3 separate regions of the Homo sapiens genome follow, and all the other regions are linked to region 1. Evidence: chromatin loops called from intact Hi-C (ENCODE). Cell type or tissue: Caco-2. All regions are shown on one strand. Region 1 holds the start of LINC02764 (long intergenic non-protein coding RNA 2764). Region 2 has its middle 41 kb from the start of LINC02763. Region 3 overlaps LINC02762 (long intergenic non-protein coding RNA 2762).

Region 1 (8,000 bases):
CTTCACTGAATGTCCTGGCTCCAACCATCTCCAGGTCTGAATTTTCATTCATTTCTCTAAAGCAGAAAACTCAGACGGTATTGTAGTCCAAAGTCAAGAAAATGAGCATGCAGCAGTGTTCCTGAGTTTGGTGCAGAAACAATGGAGAGATTGCAGTAGAGTTAAATGTTAAATATAGCCTTGAAGGTAATTAAGGATTAGAGGGATTAGAGAAGGTGCTTTATAACAAGGTCTGCCTATTAAGATAAAATGTGCAGATTACTATCTGGACCCTGTGTTCAAAACCATGCAAAATTGTCTTCTTAAAAAAAATAGGCCGGGCGCGGTGGCTCACGCCTGTAATCCCAGCACTTTGGGAGGCCGAGGCGGGCGGATCACGAGGTCAGGAGATCGAGACCATCCCGGCTAAAACGGTGAAACCCCGTCTCTACTAAAAATACAAAAAATTAGCCGGGCGTAGTGGCGGGCGCCTGTAGTCCCAGCTACTCGGGAGGCTGAGGCAGGAGAATGGCGTGAACCCAGGAGGCGGAGCATGCAGTGAGCGGAGATCGCACCACTGCACTCCAGCCTGGGTGACAGAGCGAGACTCCGTCTCAAAAAAAAAAAAATAAATAAAATAAATAAATAAATAAATAAAGTTACTCAAGGTGGGCTGACTAGATATGGAAAAATCAGAGAGATGCCCCTTTGGTGGAAGGGTAACTTGTAGATACAGAGACAGGAATTAAACTTCACCAAAGCTGTTACCATCACTACCATGCTGTCAGGTAAACTGTGTACGAGACTACTCACTTCAGAAACAGAATTTGACTGAAATTATACCAATCTCTGTACCTTAAATTCCCAATAGCTTCTTTCATAAGGATGAGAAGATTTAACTGAGAATGGCCCAACCAATTCAATAGAATGCACTACAGGCAGTTTCCTAAACAGTTACCTTTAAACATGAATATCAGCATGAGTTCAAGGAAGTAGTAAAGATGAAGTTCAAGCCAAGTCTATCAGATACCCACGTTCATTGTTTTCCTTTTTTTTTTATCTTTGAGACAGAGTCTTGTTCTGTCACCTGCCTCAGCCTCCTGAGTAGGTGGGACTATAGGCGCGTGCCACCACACCCAGCTAATTTTTGTATTTTTAGTAGAGAGGGGGTTTCACCATGCTGGCCAGGATGATCTCGATTTCTTGACCTCATGATCCACCCGCCTCAGCCTCTCAAAGTGCCGGGATTACAGGCATGAGCCACCACGCCTGGCCCATTGTTTTTCAACTACATCTTCCCCATTGTCACCATTTGCTTCTCATTGTGTTTTAGAGGTGGTGTCTGTTTTTCTTAACTTCCTACCCATTCTTCCACACCTGGCTCCCAGAGGACTTCCCTGACCACTGGAGTCCTCACCTTCACTTTCCGCATCCTCACTCCAGAGACAGTTCAGTTCTGCTTGTTGTTAGAGCCTGGCCTGTGTTGTTTCCTAGTGTGGGAATATTCAGGTCCGTCATCTCTACCATAAACTCCGGTGGTGGTTTTAAAATATGTTCACAAATCCTTGTCTCTTTAAAAAGTGGAGCCTAATTCTCCTCCTTTTGAATGTGGGCTGTACTTAGTGATTTGATTCTAACAATTAGAATGTGGCGGCAGTGACAGCATATATGACTCCTGAGAGTAGGTCATAAAAACATGGTGCTTCCTATCTTCCCGCCCCCCTCTCTCTGTGTGATCTTTTACTCTGGGAGAAGGTAACCGCCATGTCATGAGGACACTCAGCCCAATGGAGAGGCCCATATGGTGAGGAACCGAAGCCTCCTGCCAATGAATAGCCCTTGAGGTCTGCCAACAACTGCGTGAATCACTTACTATAGAATGAAAGAAATGTCAGACATTTTAAAATGCTAAGTCCTAAACCTTTTTTTCCATCTTGAAAGTAGATCCTCCAGCCGCAGGCAAGCCTCCAGATAAGTGCAGCCCCAGCTAGCATCTTGACTGAGGCCCCATGAGAGACTCTGAACCGGAACCACTTGGCTTCCTGACCCACAGAACTGTGGGAGGTAATAAAATGTTTACTGTTTTGAGCTACTGCATTTTAGAGTTGCACCACAGATAACTAATGTCTTACACAGGGTTGGTCTCCTAGTAGGTATCTGTTAAGTATTTGCCAGCCAATTGCTTTGACTGGGAAGAACAGTCTGTCACCCTAGGACATGGGAGAGCTTGGGAAAGGCTATAATTTGGACCTTTTAGGTGGCAAAGAGATATGAAATGGTGAAGGGCACAGCGTGATAGAATGGTGTATTCTTTTCCTGCAGCTGCAATAACAAATTACCACAAACTTGGGGGCTTAAAACAACATAGATTTATTCTAATTCTGGAAGCGAGAAATTGGAAATCAGTTTCACTGGCCTAAAGGCAAGGTGTCAGCAAGGCTGGTTCCTTCTGGAAACTCTAGATGAGAATCCATTTCCTTGCTTTTCAAGCTACCACAGCTGTATTTCTTGCATTTCTTGGCTCGTGGTCACTTTCTCCATCTCTCTCTGCTACTGTCTTCATAGCACCTTCTCTTTTACAAGGACACTTGTGGTGACATCTGTCCCACACAATAATCCAGAATAAAGTTCCCATCCCAAGATCTGTAATTTAATCACATCTGCAAATTCCCTTCTGCCATATGAGGTAACATTCACAGGTCCCGGAAATGAAAATATGGACATATTTGCAAGGGGCCGTTATTTAGCCTCCTACCACAAGCAGAAAAGCCTCGCTTCTTGAATCAAGACAGATTGGAATTCAAATCCTCCGATTAATCATTGTGTAATGTTGAACCAATAACATTAAACTGAGGCAAGTTTTTTAAATCTCCATAACAAAGAGAAAACTTCTTAAATGAATACTACATATAAATGCACCTGGCACTTAGTGGTTTTGTTTTTTTTTTGGTTATTCAGTTTCTAAATAAATGTTAGCTTTTCTCTGTCTTCATTGTATTGAGTAGCTAGGAAGAAAAAGATCCAGGCCAAGAAGGAAGAGGACTCAGAGGCTGTGAGACTTGTAACTAGTTTTATATGGCACTTATTGTTTACAAGGCAGTTTAATGTCTATTATGTAATTTGATTATTAATCCCATTTTACCAAATGAAGGAAACAGAGGCACAAAGGAGTTAAGTGATTTTACCAAAATCACCCTGCTAGTGTCAGAACTGAGTTTCCCGATGCTAAATCCTAAGTTTTTTCCTTTATATCAAATGTATTTGAGTAGAGTCTGCAAAAAAACGAGAACAGCCACCAAATAAAGCAAAGGAAATGAGAAAAGAAGGCCGACCAAATAGTGTATTACTATGAATCGGTGAAGGAGTAGTGCACAAAAGCTTTTAGAGGACAGAAAGGAAATGCAATTATAAGAAGATAGTGTTCCTCCGAGCAGGTCCAGGCTGGCTCTCAGGGAAGCAGGGAGAGAATGGGACTTACCTTCACCTTGATACGATCCACTCTAATTCCTTTCCTCTCACAAAGAAAGGCACAGAGAAGCAATGTGGAGAGTGCTCTCTGAACTTTGGGAATAAAAAACTTTCTGACGTGGCTAATCAGTTTGGCTTATCCAATGAGATACCATCACAGGAGTCAAAGGCGAATCTGGGGATGATTCTGGGAGGGAACAACATTGGATGGTACCGCTGCATGGCCTGTCTGGCTCCTGAGCGTGATGTGTTCTCCCTCTCATCTGCTAGATGGGGGCCAGACTCAGAAGGTAGGAGAGCTGCTCTGCTGGGGGCCGAGGTTGCAGTGAGGGGAGAAGTGTGTTACTGCCTAGGGTGAGAAATCACATCAATAATAAACACATCGCATATCCCCCTTCCAATTTGCAAAGCACTAATACCCTATATTTTTTTCACTTAGCCTCACAAAATCATGCTCATTTTACAAAAAAAAGAAAAAGGAAATGGATGAAATGAAAGAGCTACTACCATTTATTGAATGTTGAATATGTGCTAATCACTGGACAAGGAGGCTTGTGCCTTTGTGATTAGCACATACAAGGATCATATAAATGTAATCATCTCAATTCCTCTGTGAAGTACGTCTTTTTACCTCCAGAAGGACTTAAGATTCAGAGAGGGTAAGAGGCTTGCCCAAAGACCGCAGCTACCAGGTGACAGATCAGAATTCAAATGCAGGACGACGGCAAGATGCTTACTAGCAGATCATTTTAAACGAGCATGCCTGGCACGCAGTAAGCACTCCGTAAGTAGTGTCGTCTGCTACCACTGGTGTTCTTAGAAAGGCTCTGGCCCAACCCTATCCTAGAATCATCACTCCATTGCAGGCTTGACACTGGAACCAACTCTTTGCTCTGGAATTAGGTCAAATCATTGCTGGCTTCAGGCCCTTCTCCATTAAAAAACGTACCCATGGAGATAATGAATGCACTGAATTTCTACCAGTCATTACGCCTTGGTGTCAATCAGAAGGAATGTCCCATAGGAAGGCTAGGACTGGGCATTCCTCTCTACCTATCACATGATTCGATGAGCACAGGGTGCTGTGGTTTGATGTATAGAGTCTGCCTTTCTTAAAGGAGCCCTGATTGTGGCCTGGAGGGGCCTATGTGACATGATTCCCGTGAGGCCAGCCTAGCAGAGGGCAGGATGGCTATCTCTCTACTGTGGCTACAGCTGCCTTTGGAGCTTTCTCAGGAATCCCGGGTGTCCACTGATTGAACAAATGTACACAAACACAGCAGAGCCTGCTCCTGCCAGAAACAGACTCAAAGCTACAGCGACCAGTCCCAGAAAAGTTCCCCCAGGCCAGCTCAACTCCCACCAGCAGGGGTCACACCTGAGCAGCCAGAAGGGTGAGGGGCCCTGATAGTCTGGCCTACCAACCAGCAAACCTTTGTATGCTGCGGGTGAGGTCCATACTCAGTCAGCACATGGAAGGGGAACTGGAGGAGAACATTAAGCTGAGAGGAGGTCCTGGTGGGCTGGGGCCAACTCCCCAGGAGCAGAGGAAGCAGCCAGCAGCCTGGATGGGCAGAGGTGAGACCAGGGTAAGCTACACCTCAAATTGTGCCTCTGCAGGTGGCTACCAATGTCACCTTAATGAGGTGTCTCAGACAACCAGAGGCAGCTGTTCACCTGATGGCCCTTCCCGGCTAGTGGCAGGAGGCTATGTCACTTCCCCTCGAATGCCACCCCGGTCAGATGGCCAGATAGAAGCTGAAGTAGCCCTGAGTCAGTCCTGGAACCAGAGCCCCCACAGTGGGCACTGAACAAGGCCATGACCCGTCCCAGCTGAAAGGGTAGAGAGGGCCCTTTCCATAGCCATTTGGGTTCTGATTTTTTATTCTTTTCCTCTGGAAGAAGAGTCAAAGGACCTTCCTCAGCAAGGGAGGTGGTAGGAACGAGGGTGAATGTCACAGGCTGGGTTTGGATGCTTTTGTGGTATCTCAGAGTCTGAGCACGAGACATATCTGAAAAAAAAATCTTGAATAAAACATGGAAAATGAAGTCCACCTTCCAGAGTTTTTCTCATAGCTGGGAGTTGGGGCATCTGTGGCAGCTGACTTCATTTTCCCCTTAGCATCTGAGGTCCTCACAGCAGGCAGACCCAGCTAGACTTCAGATGACTCCATCCACAGGGGAACAGGATTCAAATCGCCTCCTGATAACCTCTGGGGACATTATTTTTCCCCCTTCTGGTTAATTTCTATTTCAATGTTAAGCAGAGACCCTTCTTGCCTCTCGGCTACTATCCCATTTATTAGTTTAATTTAGAAAAGGACTCTTTAAAACATTCCATTGAAATGATTATCCTGGACTGGGAAAGGAGCCCCAGCCACAGTGGGTGGTTTGTGTTGCTCGGAGGCCATGAGGCTGGCACTGGCTCCCCGGTGAGTGATGGGGACACACCCTGTGGCCCGGGGCTAGAGGACAAGGGCTAGAGCACAGTGCCCTGCACCTAGCTCCTTGATGGGTCAGAGCCCAGTTAGGCTGTGTGCAGGGGGAACAAGATGGGTGCACCCACAGATAGGGGGCTGAGGTGGGAGAGGGTAGGCATGGGGGGCTGACCCCAGGCAGGACCAAGACCTGAGCTTACAGGTACAGGGCAATCCCCAGGATGCCTTGCTGCCCTCAGTCTCCAAAGCAGGCGGAAATCCTCACCTGTGCTTAGCATTCCCCTACCTCTGTGGCAAGGAGTCCTGCTCCCTGAGGGTGACTACTTGGTCCCTGGCCCTGACTGCCCCAGGACAAAGTACAGAAAGGTCTGTTGAGAGTCAGCAGGTGAGGTTGGAAGAGGTAGGCTTTGAGGCAGACAGAATGAATCTAATTCAGACCCACCACTCACTGGCTAGGCGACCGCGGGCAAGTGAGTTAATTTCTTTATGACTGACTTTCTTCCTCTGAAAGCTGGAGATGATGATAGCTACCTCAAAGTATTTGGTAAGGAGAGTGTATGAGCGCAGGAAGAATGGCCAGTGAGGAGCCTGTCAAGTAGGTGCTCAATAAAAGTCCTTTTCCGCTTCCCTTTCCATCTGAGTAGGGCCGGGGGAGAGGGCCCAGCGCTCAGCCTGGCAGATTTGCTGCCAGCCCTATTGGTACCTGATGCTCTTTCTCTGAGTCTCCTACTTGAGGGGACATGATCCACAGGGAGACAGAGCCTCAAACCTGAGACAAGGCCAGCCTGAACAGAAGCTGGACAGATGCTAGGTATTCACTGGGCACAACCCCTGGAGGCCATGTAGGGAAGCACCCACAAGCACCCACATTTGCATGGTGTTCTATAAACCTCAAAGCATCTCGGCCTATGTTTCAGCATTTGCCTAATACCACCCTTTGAGGTAGATAGAGCAGGTATGCCCTTTATCTTTCTCATTTTACAGACGAGAAACCCAAGGTTTCAGCAGTTTCTATAACTTGCCCAAGGTCACAGAGCTAGTGAGATGCAGAGTTGGGGTTCAAACCCACTTCTTCCGGCCTCCAGTCCAGTACCCTTTCCACCATGCCCTGTTAACAAGCATCTTTCCACTGAAGCTTCTCCTGAGGCTGAGGAGGAGATAAGATTCCGTTCAAGGTTAACCACAGCCTCTGAGTTGGAAGGACTGGGGTGGGGGCTGACCTATCTGGACTGGATTGTTGATTTAGTGCTAGCTTGACCCCTTCAATTAGCTGCTGGACAGAGCCAGGCCCAGGAGAGATGAACAGCAGGGCTTAATGGAAATGGGGATGCTGGTGATGATATGAACAATCTGAATTATGGTCTCAATTTGCACAGAGCCTGATAGATTTGCAATAATTCCAAACCAGGTCAAGTGTCTGTGTCTCCTCTTTTGCTGATCTCACACAAGGTATCTCCATTTGTCAGGCTCCGACTCCCTCTCTCCCAGAAGCTGCCCGCCCCCTCTTCCCCCCTGCTTTTGCAAAGTTTTCTGAGTTCCATCTGCAGTACTCTGACCTGAGGGCACCTCTACAGCTGGGCCCAGAGGGACTGAAGCTGCTACTAGCATGGCACGGTCCTGGGAGCTTTGAGGACACCCACAGAGACAGACGGTGCACACCGAGGTAAGAAAAGGGTCAGCTCTCCATCATCCCGAGGCCTCATGCTGTGGTCATTTTTGTTTGTTTTGAGATAGAGTTTCACTCTCATTGCCCAGGCTGGAGTGCAATGGCATAATCTCGGCTCACTGCAACCTCTGCCTCCTGGGTTCAAGTGATTCTTCTGCCTCAGCCTCCCAAGTAGGTGGGATTACAGGCACCTGTCACCATGCCTGGCTAATTTTTTGTATTTTTAGTAGAGACGGGGTTTCACCATGTTGGCCAGGCTGGTCTCAAACTCCTGACCTCAGGTAATCCTCCTGCCTCAGCCTCCCAAAGTGTTGGGATTACAGGCGTGAGCCACTGCGCCTGGCCCTGTGATCGTTTTTAAGACAAGGAGATAGCATAATTTGGTATCTTAGGGGATCATCTTGTGTAGGTGTAAAATGGCTACAATTAATGGATGCAGAGATACAGTT
Region 2 (8,000 bases), 120 kb after region 1:
AACACTAGAAAGAGGACGACTGCACAGAAAGAGAGCACCAGGGATCCACACATGGGAGTCCTCAAATATTTAGCTGAATAGGGATATGCACATGCATGGTCTGAAACTCTATGTGTAAAGCAGTTGGCCAAACAATTTCTGGAGCTCACAGTGAATTTTAACTAGTTCATGTTCTCACCTGTCAGAGTGGAGAAAAACATGATGCCTCATAATACATGGAGCATCAGAAAAAGTGTACAACAGGGAATTCAAAGGTAGCCTTTGTTGTGAAGCTAATTCTAGACTAAAGACTACTCTGAACTCAAACTAATAAAACTTAAAACTAAGCTTCAAAATAATTGAACCCCCAAGTAACCTAACTATATGACAGAAAAAAAAGAGTCCAACACTTTCTAAAACATAAAAGAAGACCTGAATTTAACCTCTAGTGATTTAAAAAATCAGTAGCTGAAATAAAAAACGCACTGAATCAGATTAACAGCAGATTAGATAATATAGGAAAAACAGCCAAAATGAAGCATGGAAGGCAAAAGGGAAAAATAACAGAGCAAGTAGCCAATGGAAAAATACCAAGCAGACTAAAATTTGTGTAATTTAAGTCTGAGAAAGAAAGAAGAGGGAAAGAACTCCCCCACAAAAAAACTACTTGAGAAAATAATAGCCAAAATATTTCTACAATTGATGAGAATAATAAATCTACACACTCAAGAAGTTTTTAAAAGCCTAAGAAGAATAAATATGCCAAGAACCACACCAATGAACAGCATAGTTAAACATCTGAGAGCCAAGGATAAGGAGAAAAGCTTAAAAGTGGCCAGGGAGGCAGGAGGAGATGTTACATACAGAGAAGGAAAAATGGAAAAAATAGATTCCTCATTAAAACCACCCAAGCCCTAAGAAAAGTGAATAATAGTATTTAAACATAAAAAGAAAAAAAACTGCCAATCTACATTTTTATACCCAGCAACAATATCAAAAATGAAGGCAAATAAAGACTTTTTCAGAGAAACAAAAAGCTGAGAGACTTTCACCACAAGAAATGTTAGAGGTACATCTTCAGACAGGAGGACAATGACATCAGACGGAAATTTTATCTACACAAAGGAACAAAGAATGCCAGATACAGTAAATCTAACTTTTTTCTTTTTATTTCCTAATCCCCTTAAAGGATAACTGACTGCTTAAAGAAAAACATTAACAATGTATTATGATGTTCATAACATATGTAAAAGAAAAACAAATGACAACAATTTAAAAGGGGACTAAACATGAAAAGACACTCAACATCACTCCCTTTTAAAGAAATGCAAATCAAAACCACAATGAGATACCACTTCAACACATTAGGATAGTTGTTAGAAACAAACAAACAAACCAAAAACAGAAAATAACAGGAGTCGGCAAGCAAGCATATGAAGAAATTGGAACATTTATGCACTATTAGTGGGAATGCAAGCACTATGGTGCAGACACTATAGAAAACGGTGTGGTAGTTCCTCATAAAGTTAGACATAGAATCATTATATGATCCAGCAATTTCACTCCCAGGCATATGCCCTAAAGAATTAAAATCAGGACTCAAACAGATACTTGCACACCAATGTTCATAGCAGCATTATTCACAATAATCAAAAGATGTGAACAACCCAAATGTCTATCAAGAGATGAATGGATAAACAAAAGCAGTATATTCATACAATGGAATAATACTGTAACCTTAAAAAAAGTGAAATTCTAATATATGCTACAGTGTATGTAAACCTTTAAAATATTATACTAAGTGAAATAAGCCAGACCCAAAAGGACAGATGAAGTATGATTTCACTTATATTATATACATAGAATAGGCAAATTTATAAAGACAGAGGTAGAATAGTAGTCACCAAGGTCTAGGGAGAATGATAAAGATGGCTTTATAGACACAGAGTTTCTGTTTGGGATGAAAAAAAGCATTCTGGAACTAGATAGTGGTGCTAGTTGCATGGCATTGGAAATGTACTAAATGCCAGTGAATTGCACTCTTAAAACAGTGGAAAGGGAACAATAAGACAGAAGATCAATAAGGAAATAGAGGACTTGAACAACACCATAGACCAGGTGGGCCTAACAAACATATACAGAACACTCCACCCACCAATAGCAGAATACACACTTTTCTCAAGAGCACATGGATTATTTCCCAGGATAGACCATATGTTAGGCCACAAAACAAACTTTAATAAATTTTAAAATATTGAGGTCATACAAAGTATCTTTTCTGATCACAATTGAATAAAATCAGTAGCAGAAAGAATACTGGAAATGCACAAACTTGTGGAAATTAAATAGCACACTCTTAAACAACAGTGGGTCAAAAAAGAAATCACAAGGAAAATTAGAAAATATCTTGAGGCAAATGACACTGAAAACACAACATATGAAAATATGTAGGATGCAGCAAAATCAATGCTAAGGGGGAAAATTATAGCTGTAAAAGTGAATATTAAAAAAGAAAAAAGACTTCAAATCAACAACTTAACTTTACACATTAAGGAAAGAGAAAAAGAGCAAACTAAATCCAAAGTTAGCAGAAGGAAGGAAATAATAAAGATTAGGGCAGATAGACAAAATAGAAAATAGAAAAAAAATAGAAAAAATCAATGAAATCAAGAGCTGGTTCTTTGGAAAGATTTTTTTAAATTGGAAAAACTTTAGCTACATCGACCAAAAAAAGAGAGTGGACTCAAAACTAGAAGTTAAAGAAGGGACATTACAACAAATTTTAGCCGACTGCATACTTAAAAATGGTTAAGGTAGTAAATTTTATGTTATATGTATTTTACCACAATTATAAGTAAGAAAAAGAAAAAGAAAAATAACCCTAGAAAGATGGTCTGAGACCAAGAAGGCAAAAAAAGATAAATACGTGAATAAGTATACTGTCTTTATAAAACATTGTTACAAGTTTATGAGGTTTTTCTAAGTTAGAATTAAAATTTTCATAAAATGACATTCCCCAAAGTTAGAATTAAATTTTTGATAAAGTGGCACCACCCAAATTTTATGAGGCAAAACGTTCAGATGAGAGGAAATATGAACATGTGCAGTTGAGGGGGATTAGGAGTTTTGATCTGTGGACATTGCTTCTGGTTGGCATGTGGTATTTTTGTTGTTTGTTTTGGTTTTGTTTGCTTGCTTTTTGTTTATAGGAGAGTAGAGGTTTTAATATGCTTACAGGCTAAGGAGAAATAACCAGTGGAAAGGAAGAGATTGGAAATATAGAAAAGATATAGAATACAGAAGGAAAACTTCTAAGTATACTATTCAGGAAGAACTTATAATCTACACTCCTAAAGGAAACATTTAAGATGTACAGGACCTTCCTTCCTCTCAAACCAAACTCATTGTCAGCGAGGACACAGTTCCATATGGAGGAAAAATCTGAGGCATTGTCCATGTGTTCCTTAACATTATCTCTGCCTACTGCTTTTCAACATCCAAAAAAGCAATTTCTCCCAGAGAACTCCTGGCACTGATTTAGTATCCCTTTATCTGGGTAATTTCGATGGTATGAACTGAGAACCATCAAGACCAATTTATGCCTTCATAGCCCACACTCCCACCCCGGATGTGAACACACTTCCACCACCATGGCTTGGATATTTATAATTTCTATAAGCTTATATCAATCAATTGACTCATATCAGAACAATTCATATTATTTGTCTCATTTGAGCATTACCATGGACATATGGTCTTTCATAACTTGTAATTGATCACAGTCATTATTTACTTTTTTAAGCTCATCTTGTTATAGCTTAGCTCATCTTGAGTTCTTGTTATAGCTTAGCTCATCTTGAGTTCTTATAACAGCTTTTCTGCAAAGAACATTTTTTGGAAAATGGTAGCAGAGGCCTGAATATGTTTACTAAAGATGTATATTTCATTATTTCACATGATCATATGAGGTAGTTTAGTGACAGCAGTAAAGAAATTATCTCTTTTTTTCAGACAGTGAGAGTTCATGTCAACACTTCCAGTTTACCTCTAGTTCTACTAATTATGTTTATCTTCTCTAAATTTGATGCACCATGCTATATATTCTTCATACCAAATCATTTGTCTGATTTACACTCTTGCCCTCACATTTTAAAGTTTGTTTACCTTTTCTCTTTTGACTTTTGGCTCTAATATTTGAATTGGCTCCAAAGTGTACATGTCTGTGTGCAGCTCCTCCATACCACTCAAGTACTGACTATTTAAAAGGAAAAAGCAATCTCAACCTCTCTCCAGAGAACCACCAGAAAGATACACAGGCTTAAGATAACTGGCATCTCAGAAGAAATCTCAGGCAATAAGTAACTATTGTAGCAACAAATACAATACAGAAAATACAAGCTTCACAGGTTTTATATAAAAATCTCCTCTAACTCTGTATTTTCACGATCACCAGAGTCATTATTTAATTTGTATCATAGGTAGTTTTAGTTTTGAACTATTATTTCCTTTGGATAAATAGGTATTCATTTATCCAAATGAATTCCAACTTTAAAATATCCAATGAAGAATATCAGAAAATGGTCTGTCTGAGCGAGTGTGACAGGCACACCAGCCTCCATCCCAGAGCAGATCCCAAGATACCCAGTCCTATCTTCAGCTTCTCCTATTGCAGTCAAGAATTTACCCCACTTGTGAGTGACCTGCTGGGTGACACATGCCCATATGAGCCAAGAAGATGGGCCCACCAGCCTTCTCTCCACAGCAGATCCCAAAGACACCAAGTCTCCACTCCAACCCCAGTTACTGCTGCTGGGAGTCATGGAACGGTCTGCTGGGAGGCATGATCAGCTGGGACACTGGGACAGTCTTCTAGACTGTCTTCTGGAGGTTCTTGGCCAGAATCCCCACACAGCCCCCATATCCTCCTTGGATCTTCCCCAGATCCATCTGGGGTGGAAATCTGTGGCAATCTTGGAGCTCTTGAGAGACTTAAGGCAAGCCTAGGCTTAGAGGGTCCCCTACTGGTGAGATGGCTGCAGTGGTCACAGACTCAAGGAACACAACAATTAGTCTGCTTAGAATCTCTGAAAGTCTCTCTGAAGTAGGACAGGTAAAACAGACTGAGAAGACTGAAGTACATACCTCATCTCTCAATGCACAGACATTGTCATACTTCCACAAGCATCAAGAACATTGAGAGAAATATGATCTCAACAAGCAGACAAAATAAGGTGCCTAACCGTAAAGTAATGGAGATGTGTGATCTCTCAAAGAATCAAAATAACTGTTTTAAGGAAGCTCAACAAACTTCAAAAATCACAGAAAATCAATGCAAAAACTTATCAAAGCAATTTAACAGAGAGATTGAAATAATTTTTGAAAGTCAAGCAGCAATCCTGCAGCTGAAAAATACAACGAATAGAACGGAAAATGCACTAGAGATCATCAAAAGCAGAATTGATCAAGTAGAAGAAAGAATCAGTGAGCTCAAAGACAGACTATTTGAAAATACACAGAAGACAAAAACAGGAAAAACTGAAAAAGAATGAGCAAAGCTTACAAGATCTATGGGACAACATCTAAAGAGTAAATATTCATGTTATTGGAATTCAAGAGAGAACTGAGAAAAAAAAAAGGTGTAGAAATCTGATTCAAACATATAATAAAATGTTCCGAATGGAGAAAGATATAAATATCAAGATACATGAAAGCCAAAAGTCACTGATCAGATTCAACCCAAAGAAGAATAACAAATTCACAAAAGCCACAGACGAAAAAAGGATCCTGAAAGCAACAAGAGAAAAGAAGCAAATAACATGTAATGGAGATCTAATATGACTGGCAGCAAACTTCTCAGCAGAAATCCTACAGTCCAGGAGGAAGTGAGATGATATATTCAGAGTACTGAAGGAAAAAAAATGCCAACCAAGAATACTGCATTCAGCAAGATTATCCTGCGAAAATGAAGGAAAGATAAAGAATTTCCCACATAAACAAAAGTTGAGGGAATTTATCACTACCAGATCTGTCCTACAAGTAATGATAAATGGAGTTCTTCAAACCAAAAGAAAAGGATATCAATGTGATTGTTATTGTACTTGTGGTGTTTAAACCACTTATATCGTTAGTAAGAAGACTAAAAGATGAAACTAATAAAATTTTAATTACAACAATTTGTTAAGAGTTAGAGTTTCTTCAAACCAAAAGAAAAGGATGCCAATGTGATTGTTATACAGATATTGTACTTTGCTGTTTAAACCACTTATATCTTTAGTAAGAAGACTAAAAGATGAAACTATTAAGAATGATAATTACAACAATTTGTTAAGGGTTAGGCAATATAAAAAATGCAAATTGTGATACCAAAATTTTAAAATCTAGGGGCAGAAAAGCGCTAATGTGTGCAGAGTTTTTTCTTGGTTTGTTTGTTTTCCTTTTTTGCAATTATAGTTAAGTTGGTATTAGTTTTAAGTATTTGTTATAACTATAGAATGTTTTTGTAAGCTCATGGTAATCACTAAGCAAAAACCTATAACAGATACACTAACAATAAAAAGCAGTAAATTAAAATGTACTACTAGAGAAAAACGCCTAGCCAGAACAAAAGAAAGGAAGAAAGAAAAAAAGGAAGAAATTACAAAACAACTAGAAAATAAGCAACAAATGGGAGTAGTAAGTTCTTACCTGTCAATAATAACTCGAATATAAACGAACTAAATTCTCTATTTAAAAGACAGAGGTGGCTGAGTGGATTAAAAATAAGATCCAACCATATGCTGCCTACAAGAAACTCACTTCACCTATAAAGATACACACAGGCTGAAAGTGAAAGGATAGAAAAAATATTCCATGCAAATGGAAACCAAAAAAGAGCAGAGTAGCTGTACTTATATCTGATAAAATAGACTAAGTAAAACCTTAAGACTCCACTAGAAAATTATTAGAATGGATAAACAAATTCATTAAAGTCACAGTATACAAATCAACATACAAAATCAGTAGTGTTTCTGTACACTAACAGCAATCAATCTAAAATAGAAGTCAATAAAGGAATCCCATTTGCAATAGCTACCAAAAATGAAATAAAATGCCTAGGAATAAATTTAACCAAAAAAGTGGAAGATCTCTACAAAGAAAACTATAAAACACTGATGAAACAAATTAAAGAGGTCACCAAAAAAAGGAAGGATATCCCATGCTTATGGATTGGAAGAAATAATACATAAAATGTCCATATTACCCAAAGCAATCTACAGATTCAATGTACTCCCTATCAAAATACTAATGACATTCTTCACAGAAATAGAAAACACAATTTAAAAATTTGTATGGAACCACAGAAGATTTGTAATAACTAAAGCAATCTTGAGCAAAAAGCACAAAGCTGGAATCACCGCTCTGATTTCAAATTTTACTACAAGGGTATGGTAATCCAAATTCCATAAAAACTACTGTTTTTATGCCAGTAGTATGTTTTATACTACTGGCATAAAAACAAAACTATAGAGCAATGGAATAGAATAGAGAGTCCAGAAATAAATATACATACTTACAGCCAACTCATTTTTGACAAAGGCACCAAGAACTTACATTGGGGGAAGGACAGTCTCTACCTTATAAGGGATTAAAGCCTTAACTGTAAGACCTGAAACTATGAAACTACTAGAAAAAAAAATCGCAAAATGCAACAGGACACTGGGCAAGGCTTTTTTTTCTTTTTAAAAAACAATTAATAGACTTTATTTTTTCAGCAGTTTTAGATTAACAGAAAAATTGAACATAAAGTTCAGAGAGTTCCCATATGCACCCAATCCCTGCCAGTTTCTCCTATTATTAACATCTTGCATTAATATGGTATATTTCTTGCATTTGATGAGCCAATATTGACATTATTATTAACTAAAATCCATAGTTTACATTAAGGTTCTCTCTTTGTGTTGTATAATCTGTGTTTTGACAAATGTATCTAGTGTTGCAGTATCATAGAGCACTATCTTAAAAGTCCCTTATGCTCTATTTAT
Region 3 (8,000 bases), 210 kb after region 1:
TCCTCATAGTGAAAGATGCAGCTCAAGCCCCATCCTGTATTCTATGTCCCCTTTACAGGTTAGGAAACTGAAGCTCAGAGTGGTTAAGGAATTTTGTCCAAGGTCACCAGAAAGTGAGGCTAGAAATGCGATCCTAACTCCACCTGTCCGACTCCAGGTCCAACGGTCCCTCCACGCTGAACTCCTACAGCAACCCTGGCCTGAAGCACTCACAGGGCAGTGAAGTTTACAACATCCTGATGTCCTCTTCATTGTCACCTGGAGATTTTAGTTTGAGCTTTTAAGTCCTTATTATCAAATTTCTATTCACATCTTTTCCTCCTACCTATATTTTTGGCACCTTGAGACAGGAATGGACTTTTCACTTATACAGATCTTTTCATAGCCACTGGCAGGGCTCGATGGAGATGGCTGATGCTGGTGTAGGGCCAGCGTGGGGGTCATTCTCTGAAACCTAAAACACATACCCACTCCTCCAGGGAAGTACACACACTCCTCAGAGAGTTGGCTTCAGCCAGCTGGACACATTGGGCTCTGCCTCCTCCAAACACAGTGGCTTCATGAACCAATTGATTCCAGAGATGGAACCTCTGCCATTCCCTCTCAGCCCCAGGTCCCTCCCAGAGCTGGAAGCAGACCAGGCCTCATGCTTGAGTGGGGCATCCCAGAGCCCAGCTTCTAGAAATAGGGCTGGATATCCACACTGACACATTTGCCTCCGTCTCCTTCTGCTTTCCCCCTTCCTTTCCTGTCCCCAGTCTCTCCTCTCTCCTCTTTCCAGGACCTCCAGGTTGCCTAAAGCTAACCTCTGCTACTGAGTGGCTACTGTAGGCCAGGCACTATTCTAAGCACTTTATAGCTGTAACCATTGCATTGAACAAGAAGGACTCAGGAAGTGATGACACAAAGGTATTTTTACTCTGAGTCTCACAATTTATTTATGCCTCCTCAGTGGGGGTGGGCTTTCTTGGATAAAACCTCAGTCCACATGGTTCTTTTGGCCCCTTAATAAAACTTCTGGAGTCACTTTAAAGTACAAACAGCCTTAAGTCCACAATTACAATGGTTCAACTCCACGCAATAACCAAAAGTAAAGACTTGACTAAAAGGTGAAATGTTCTTCCCGTGTCCAGCTGAGCTCTGCAGCGTGGGGGCTTTTTGAAGCATGTGTGACCGTGGGGAACAAACAAAGTGGTATGGGGGTGTGGTCTGTGGTGGCCATGGGGGTAGCCACTCAAACCTCTTTCAGGAAAACCCACCAAGAGGAGCAGAGTTGACTGACAGCCCAGGAGCCACACTTGGGATCTGCCCCACATTTGCACCAAGGCTATAGTTCCCAGGGACGCCCCCATCTAAAAGCTGAGTGCTGCAAAGGTGCTAGAACCAGGCCATTGCTGCCTGCCAGGAACTCTTCTGTTGGGCAACCTTGGCCAGGGCCAGAGAGGGGACTAGCCAGCCTTGCCCAGACCCACTCCCCACTGCACTGCATCTGAGACTTTTCCTACCCAGTCCTCCTTCTTTCCCACTCCTGAACCATGGACCAAAGCCTTTATGCCTAAACTTGCTTCCTTTCCCTTTATCCTTCATAGGTATTTCCCCTAACAAATCTCTGCCTCTCAGGAGCCTGAATTGATATGTGACCTTTTTTTTCCTGCCTGGCAGTTTCTACTCCTCACCAGCCAAAGGGGCCAGTGGCCGCGTGGGAAGCAGGTGTCATCAGCTTCTCCTTTTCTCCCTCTGTTCCTCCCATCTCACTTACTGCTCCTTCGCCTCCCGTCTCACACCCAGACTGGCCCTGACTTAAGATGGCTCTCACTCCCAGGACCTGGCAGGGCTTTAACACCAACCACGTTTCTTATGTGGCACTTTCATGGGTTCCTCAATAAGGGCAGCGCCTCTTCTGCTAGCATTTCCTGTCCTCCCCCTCAATTTCAGTGTATTAGTCAGGGTTCTCTAGAGCAACAGAACCAATAGGATGTGGATGGATGAATGGATGGATAGATAGATGATAGAGATAGAGAGAAAGAGAGAGGGTAGATAGATAGATGATAGAGATAGATAGATAGATAGATAGATAGATAGATAGATAGATAGATAGATAGACAGACAGACAGACAGACAGACAGATAGAGGATTGGATTGCCCAAATATGGAGGCTGAGAAGTCCCAAGATCTACAGTTGGCAAGCTGGAGACCTGGGAGAGCTGATGGTGTAGTTCTAACCCAAAAGCCAGCAGGCTAAAGACCAAAGGGAGCTGATGTTTCGGTGCAGCTCCAAAGCAGAAAAAGACAAGTGTCCCAGCTCAAAGCAGTCAGGACAAAGGAATTCCCTCTTTTCTCAGCTTTTCTGTTCTATTCAGGTCTTCAATTGATTGGATGAGACCACATTAGGGAAGGCAACCTGCTTTACTCAGTTTAGCAATTTAAATGTTCATCTCATCCAGAAACACACAGCCACACCCAGGATGATGTTGAACCAACTGTCTGGGCACTCTGTGGCCAGAAAATTATGTGACACATAAAATTAACCATCACATCCAGCTACTGCCCCCAACAGGGACACCCCACAGTGCCTTAATGCTAGTGTTGGGAGCCCTCTCTTGGCCGGATACATTTTCTGGCCTCCTTCAGCCTACAAATCTCATACCTGGCCGAGGGTGCAGGTGTGACCTGCTATGGGAGAGGAATGTGACTGCTTCCAGATGCCATCTTCCACTCTGCTGCCTCAGTCATGAGCCATGCCCAGGCCTCCGTGTTCCCAGTGGTAGGAGGTTCTTCAGGCTCTCCGAGTGGTCACCTCTCCACCACTCCCCCTGGGAATTGGGGAGGATGGGGAAGGACCCCCAGCTCACCCACAACTCTCTCAGAAAAATACTTCTCAATCTCTCTCAGCCCTTTAGTATGCTCCTATGATTATGGAGTTCAAGAAGTAGTGAACTAGTTGCTGTTCATCTACTGTAGTCTGGGTATAACTCCATCTTTGCATTTCAGCCTCTATTGTATCTTGGTGCCATGGCAGAAACTTTTTACACATCCTGTTACATAGGTATTTCTTCATTTTTAAGCCTCACAAAAACCTTGTAAGATAGGAGTCATCCTTACCCCCATTTTACAGATAGGGAAATTGAGGTACAGGGAGGTTGAGGAGTTTGTTCCATATCATACTGCTATTAAATGGTGGGGCTAGGATTTAAACCCAAACGGTCTGGCGCTCATCCCTACATTGCACTTACACAATGTTAGAGGGAAGAAGAAGAATGGCAATGGCACAAAATTATTTCTTCTCCATCAGAACAGTATTTTACTGAGTGAAGACTCAGTGTCCTACATAGAGTCACAGTCAGCACTGTCTAGCAGGTATGTGTTTCTTGCCTGTAATAGGTCACAGTTTGATTGATACTTGATTTGGTCTGTTTTCTCCAGTTTGCTGCCCTATCTCTCCTCTCCCCTTGGAGTCTCAGTTTCCTCACCTATAATAGGAGGATAATATAAGATCCGCCTCACAAGGCCATGGTGAGAATTAGCAATAATAAACATCAGATCAATGGCACATGATTATATGGTGGTAAGAGCATTAATTCTAGGATCAGCAGATTTGGGGGTCAAAGACCAACTTCAATATTTTTTAGCTGTGTCCCACGGGCAAGATACCTAACCTTGCTAAGCCTCTTGTGGACACAACATAGTACCTACATTACAGAATAGTTGTAAAATGAGACTTAGTAAAGTATTTGTAAAGGGCTTGGACAGGTAACCAGCATTTGATAAAAATCAGTGTTTGCTGCTGCAGCTGCTGCTGCTAATTCACGCATTTGTTGTGCTCCTTCCCTGATGTAGTCACTGTGCTGGTTTTGAGACAAACAATGGATGCGCTCCTTCCCCATAAGGAGCTCATGGCCTGGTGAGGGAGGCAGGCAGATGAGTTGACGGACAAGAGCGAGGCATGAGGTGGGTGCAATGAGACAGTGAACACAGGGCCAGGGAGTAGAGAAAGGATCCTCTGTGACCGCTTCCTTCCAGACTTGGCTTTGGCTTTGCTGACCCATCCCTTGCTCAATGCCCCAGGATAAGAAGTCCACCTCTGACTTCAATGGCCTGGATTATCGCTTGACTCAGAATCAGCAAGTTATGCTGTGGTGGCAGGAAGCGGCCCAGTGAGGAGATGGCTGTGTTTGCAGCTATCTGAAATACCTGCTCTCTAAAAAAGAAAAAATATATATCTTCTGAACCATAAATGCTGCTGGTGAGGGCTCAGAGATGGCATATGTCCCCCAGATAAGTTAACCAAGCTTATAATGGGCTCCTCACACATCACCAGAGGCCACCTGTGAAGGCAGCGCACCCCCCGGGACTGAAACCACGTCGTTCCACCCTTTGAGCCAGCTCAGTGACCGGCTCAACTCAGAGGCAGCTGGCTTCCCTGCCCAGAGGAGCTAGCCTCCGGTATTAGCACCACCAGAGCTCCCAGGATCTCCTCTCTCACCAAAGTTGCTGTTGAATTCCAGGCAGGACCTCCCTAAGAGGAAGCAAAGCCTCACAGGCCTGGGGCCCGAGGACCCTCTGGCCTGCTGTGGAGACTGTGACTTTCACAGCATGAAAGCCACAAACCTACTGGAGGCCTCCCACCTCATTTTCACTGCACCCTTCCCCCCAACACCTTCCAGGCCCAGGCAGGGGCCAGCTTCTCCCCCTACAGGCCTCTTTTGTGCCTGGCATCTGTTGTCCGTCTGCATCCTCACTGCCCCACCCTTGTTCAGATCTGCCTTGTGACCCAGCTGGACTGTGTCAAAGAGCGCCTAATGGCACTCCTCCCTCTAACCTCATGCCTCCTGACGCCACCTTGACACCTGGGTGAGGGGGACATTTAGCTCTCGCCAGGCCACTCCCCTCCTCAGAAATCTCCCCCAGCTCCCCACCACCCAGCAGAGGGACAGAGCCATGGGCTCAGGCCAGACGCAGTGTGTAGATAAGTTTTGTTTGACCTACGTAGTGTTTGTAAAATTTTTGAATGATAATTTTAATATCAGGAAATGCATATAAAAATTCAGGTTTCTGGCTTTTCTCAAGTACCAGGAGAGCTGGCAAGGGTCCGTATATCTACCTGGAGCCATCAGCTGGAGCTGGGTTGCAGCAGCTGCTCACCCCACCAGCTTCAGCTGTTCACCCACATCAGGGCCACTGTAAACATTGGAGTGTGGGACCCCAGCCAAGTGTTTAAGTCCAGACTCTTTGGGCTCCTTCCCTTAATCCCTTCCTAAGTCTTCCTCATAACCTCATCTCTCGCTATAGACAGAGGGAGCACATGATGTATCTTTCAAACTGGAACAATTTTGAAAGTAAAAAGAGACAACAGGAATCATTAACAGCTGTTCACTGAGCCACGAGAGTCATAAAGTGGGACTTTTTCTGGGCAACCTGGGCATAAGGTCTCCCAACTACTGGCCCCAACTTGGGCATCACACACCCCAAACTCCAACCAAGACACATCGCTCATGCTTCCTTAATGGAGCCTACATTGGCAGGTCAGTGCTTTCACCCCTGTTTTCCTGCTTCTAGAAATATCCTTCCTTCCCATCTCAGCCTGTCAAGATCCAGCCAGCACTTCAAAGCCCAGACCAAATGTGACTGCTTCCTGGAAGCACTCCCATGTTTCCTAGTTGGAATTCCTCTTCCCTCTTCTGAGTGTGTAAATTTGCTATGACCCTTCCTTGTGTCTCGCATTAGAATCATGCCATACATTCAGCCAACAAACATTTATGGACCACTCAGGATCCAGCAGTGAGCAAGGCCAAAGTTCCTCCCCTCGGTGAGCATGTATTTGACCGCAAGTGTCACCCTTGCTCATTAGCTTACAAACTTCTCAAGGACAGGAATTGCGTGTGGAAGGTCTGGTGCTCTGAACCCAGCAGATGATCAAGAATATTTGCCACATTAAATTGTAAAGACCTCTCTGAGCCTTACCCTCCTCCTCTGCCACAGGGGGATCATACCCACCCTTCTTCCCTTCCAGTATAGCTCTGAGGCTTCATAAGAAGCCAAGGGATGGTTCTTTGTAAAGTTAAAAATATTTTAGCATTGTAGAGTTCTAAAAACAGCAGCTACTGAGCAATGCAAACTGCGGTCAGCACATCCTGTATCACCTCCTTTTAAATGATAAACATTATCATTCCCTGTTAACAGAGGAAGAAACTGAGGCTCAGAGAAATTGATTGGCTGGTGAGGGAGAGCCAGGCTCAGTCCTGAGCCTGTTTGGTGTTTGGCTCTGGACTCTGAATGTTTCTGCCACACCATGCTGAATATTAACTAGATTCCAGTGTGACCCAGTTTCTCCTTTAGGAACAAGAAAGACTAGAAGTGCATCTGAGGGAAATCTAACTTTAGCATCCCCCTGGGAAGTACCTTAGCAGATACTGTTTCCACCCTAAATGACAGTGGAGAACATAAACAGTGACTGGCACGGAGGGACCAAGATGTCTGGATCCCTGGGCCTAAACCTGTCTGCCCCCACCCCCACTGTGCCTCCAGCATCCCCATGGACATTGCCCCCTCAGCCTCTCTGGGCAGTGGGGACCTTCAGAGGCTGCAGCAGGCCTGGTCTAGGGCTGTGACGGGTGATAAATCTCCCTGAAGTGGAGGGTCATATCTGTGAAGGTCCCCTGCCCTACCCGCAACACACACACAGGTCTGGAGACTCCATTTAGCACAGGCGAGGAGGAGGGAGGGGAGAGTGGCAGGAGAAGCACAGTGTTCTCAGTTCACCTGCTGAGATTATGAGTACCTTTCACCTGGGGCTGCTTCCCAGGCCTGAAGTCTGTGCCTGGCTCTCTGCAGGAACTCTGGTCATTGCCAGGAAGAAGCACAAATTGGGTTAAAAAGCCATGCTACCATGATTCCAGAACTCCCATTCTGTGAGGCTGTGCTTCCCATGTCAATGAACAGCCAACTCCCTGTAAATGTCTGCTGATTTCTATAATTACTTGGGGAAAATGTCATGTTTGCCACTGTGCTATTAGTGTAGCACACAGGCTAAGATGCAAACAACTCCACACCAACATAAATATTTTTAATGGCGCTGTTCCAACTCTCTGGTGCATGTGCTTCCAGATGATCACACAAGAGAAAATCAAAAAGAAGGATCTTCTGTTATGAAATGTAGTCATACGGAGGCTGCGTCTGAAGACAGACAGTTCCAGTCAGCTGTAAAATCCAGTGTGATCCTGCATTTGAAGCCATATGTATTCTCTCTTCCTTGAGACTTGATCACTACCTGATTTGACTGTGAAACAAAATGCTGGATATTTAAGCAGTTTTCACAGGAACCCTTAGCAAACGCATCATAGGAACTGAAAAAGGGAAGAATCAGGCTGACCTTTGGGTAAGTCAATATACTTCCTTGGGCCAAGGTTGTCCCATCTATAAAATCGGGATAAGATATCAACTGACCAAAGTGAGTATGACTTTCTTGTACTTCCTTCAAGCTCTGAAATACATGATGCATTGAAGGCTTGTGATTTCATGCCAAAGTAACTTGCAAATAAATGTCAGGATTAACCAGGTGGCGTGGCTCACACTTATAATCCCAGCACTGGAGGCCAAGGTAGGGGGATCACTTCAGGTCAGGAGTTCGAGACCAGCCTGGCCAACATAGTGAAACTCTGTCTCTACTAAAAATAGGGCAACATGGTGAAACCCCGTCTCTACTAAAATACAAAAAAATTAGCCAGGCATGGCATCTTGTGCCTGTAGTCCCAGCTACTTGGGAGGCTGAGGCAGGAGAATTACTTGAACCTGGGAAGCAGAGGTTGCAGGGAGCCGAGATCATGCCACTGCACTCCAGCCTGGGTGACAGAATGAGACTCCATCTCAAAAAAAAAAAAAAATTAGCTAGGTGTGGTGGAGCACACCTGTAATCCCAGCTACTTGAGAGGCTGAGGCAGGAGAATTGCTTGAACCTGGGAAGCGGAGGTTGCAATGAGTCGAGATCACACCACTGCACTCCA

Evidence for each region. Peaks named below come from ENCODE experiments on the same cell type or tissue, not always from the same donor. Only the 100,000 strongest peaks of a DNase experiment are listed, where the experiment ranks them.
Region 2: a loop joins it to region 1, with 14 times the contacts of the local background. A loop is called at or near these places in 6 of 110 quality-filtered maps.
Region 3: it touches region 1 in a loop (2.3-fold over the local background); 2 of 110 quality-filtered maps call a loop at or near these places.

What each region holds. Positions count from the first base shown.
Region 1 is chr11:112,552,713-112,560,712 of GRCh38, reverse strand. LINC02764 (long intergenic non-protein coding RNA 2764) reads left to right here and starts at 4,911. Exons shown (of 4, transcript NR_104155.1): 1 at 4,911-5,036; 2 at 7,352-7,548. In Caco-2, a CTCF peak has its summit at 4,831 (motif pointing right); a DNase peak (open chromatin) is centred at 4,812.
Region 2 is chr11:112,437,712-112,445,711 of GRCh38, reverse strand. No RefSeq gene overlaps it. Among named protein-coding and RNA genes, the nearest start is that of LINC02763, 41 kb to the left of the region's middle. In Caco-2, a CTCF peak has its summit at 4,969; no DNase peak of the experiment used is centred here.
Region 3 is chr11:112,342,577-112,350,576 of GRCh38, reverse strand. All of the region lies in intron 2 of LINC02762 (long intergenic non-protein coding RNA 2762), which reads right to left. LOC107984388 (a long non-coding RNA gene) reads right to left here. Exons shown (of 2, transcript XR_001748386.1): 2 at 7,043-7,276. Among named protein-coding and RNA genes, the nearest start is that of LINC02762, 76 kb to the right of the region's middle. In Caco-2, a CTCF peak has its summit at 4,698 (motif pointing left); a DNase peak (open chromatin) is centred at 4,742.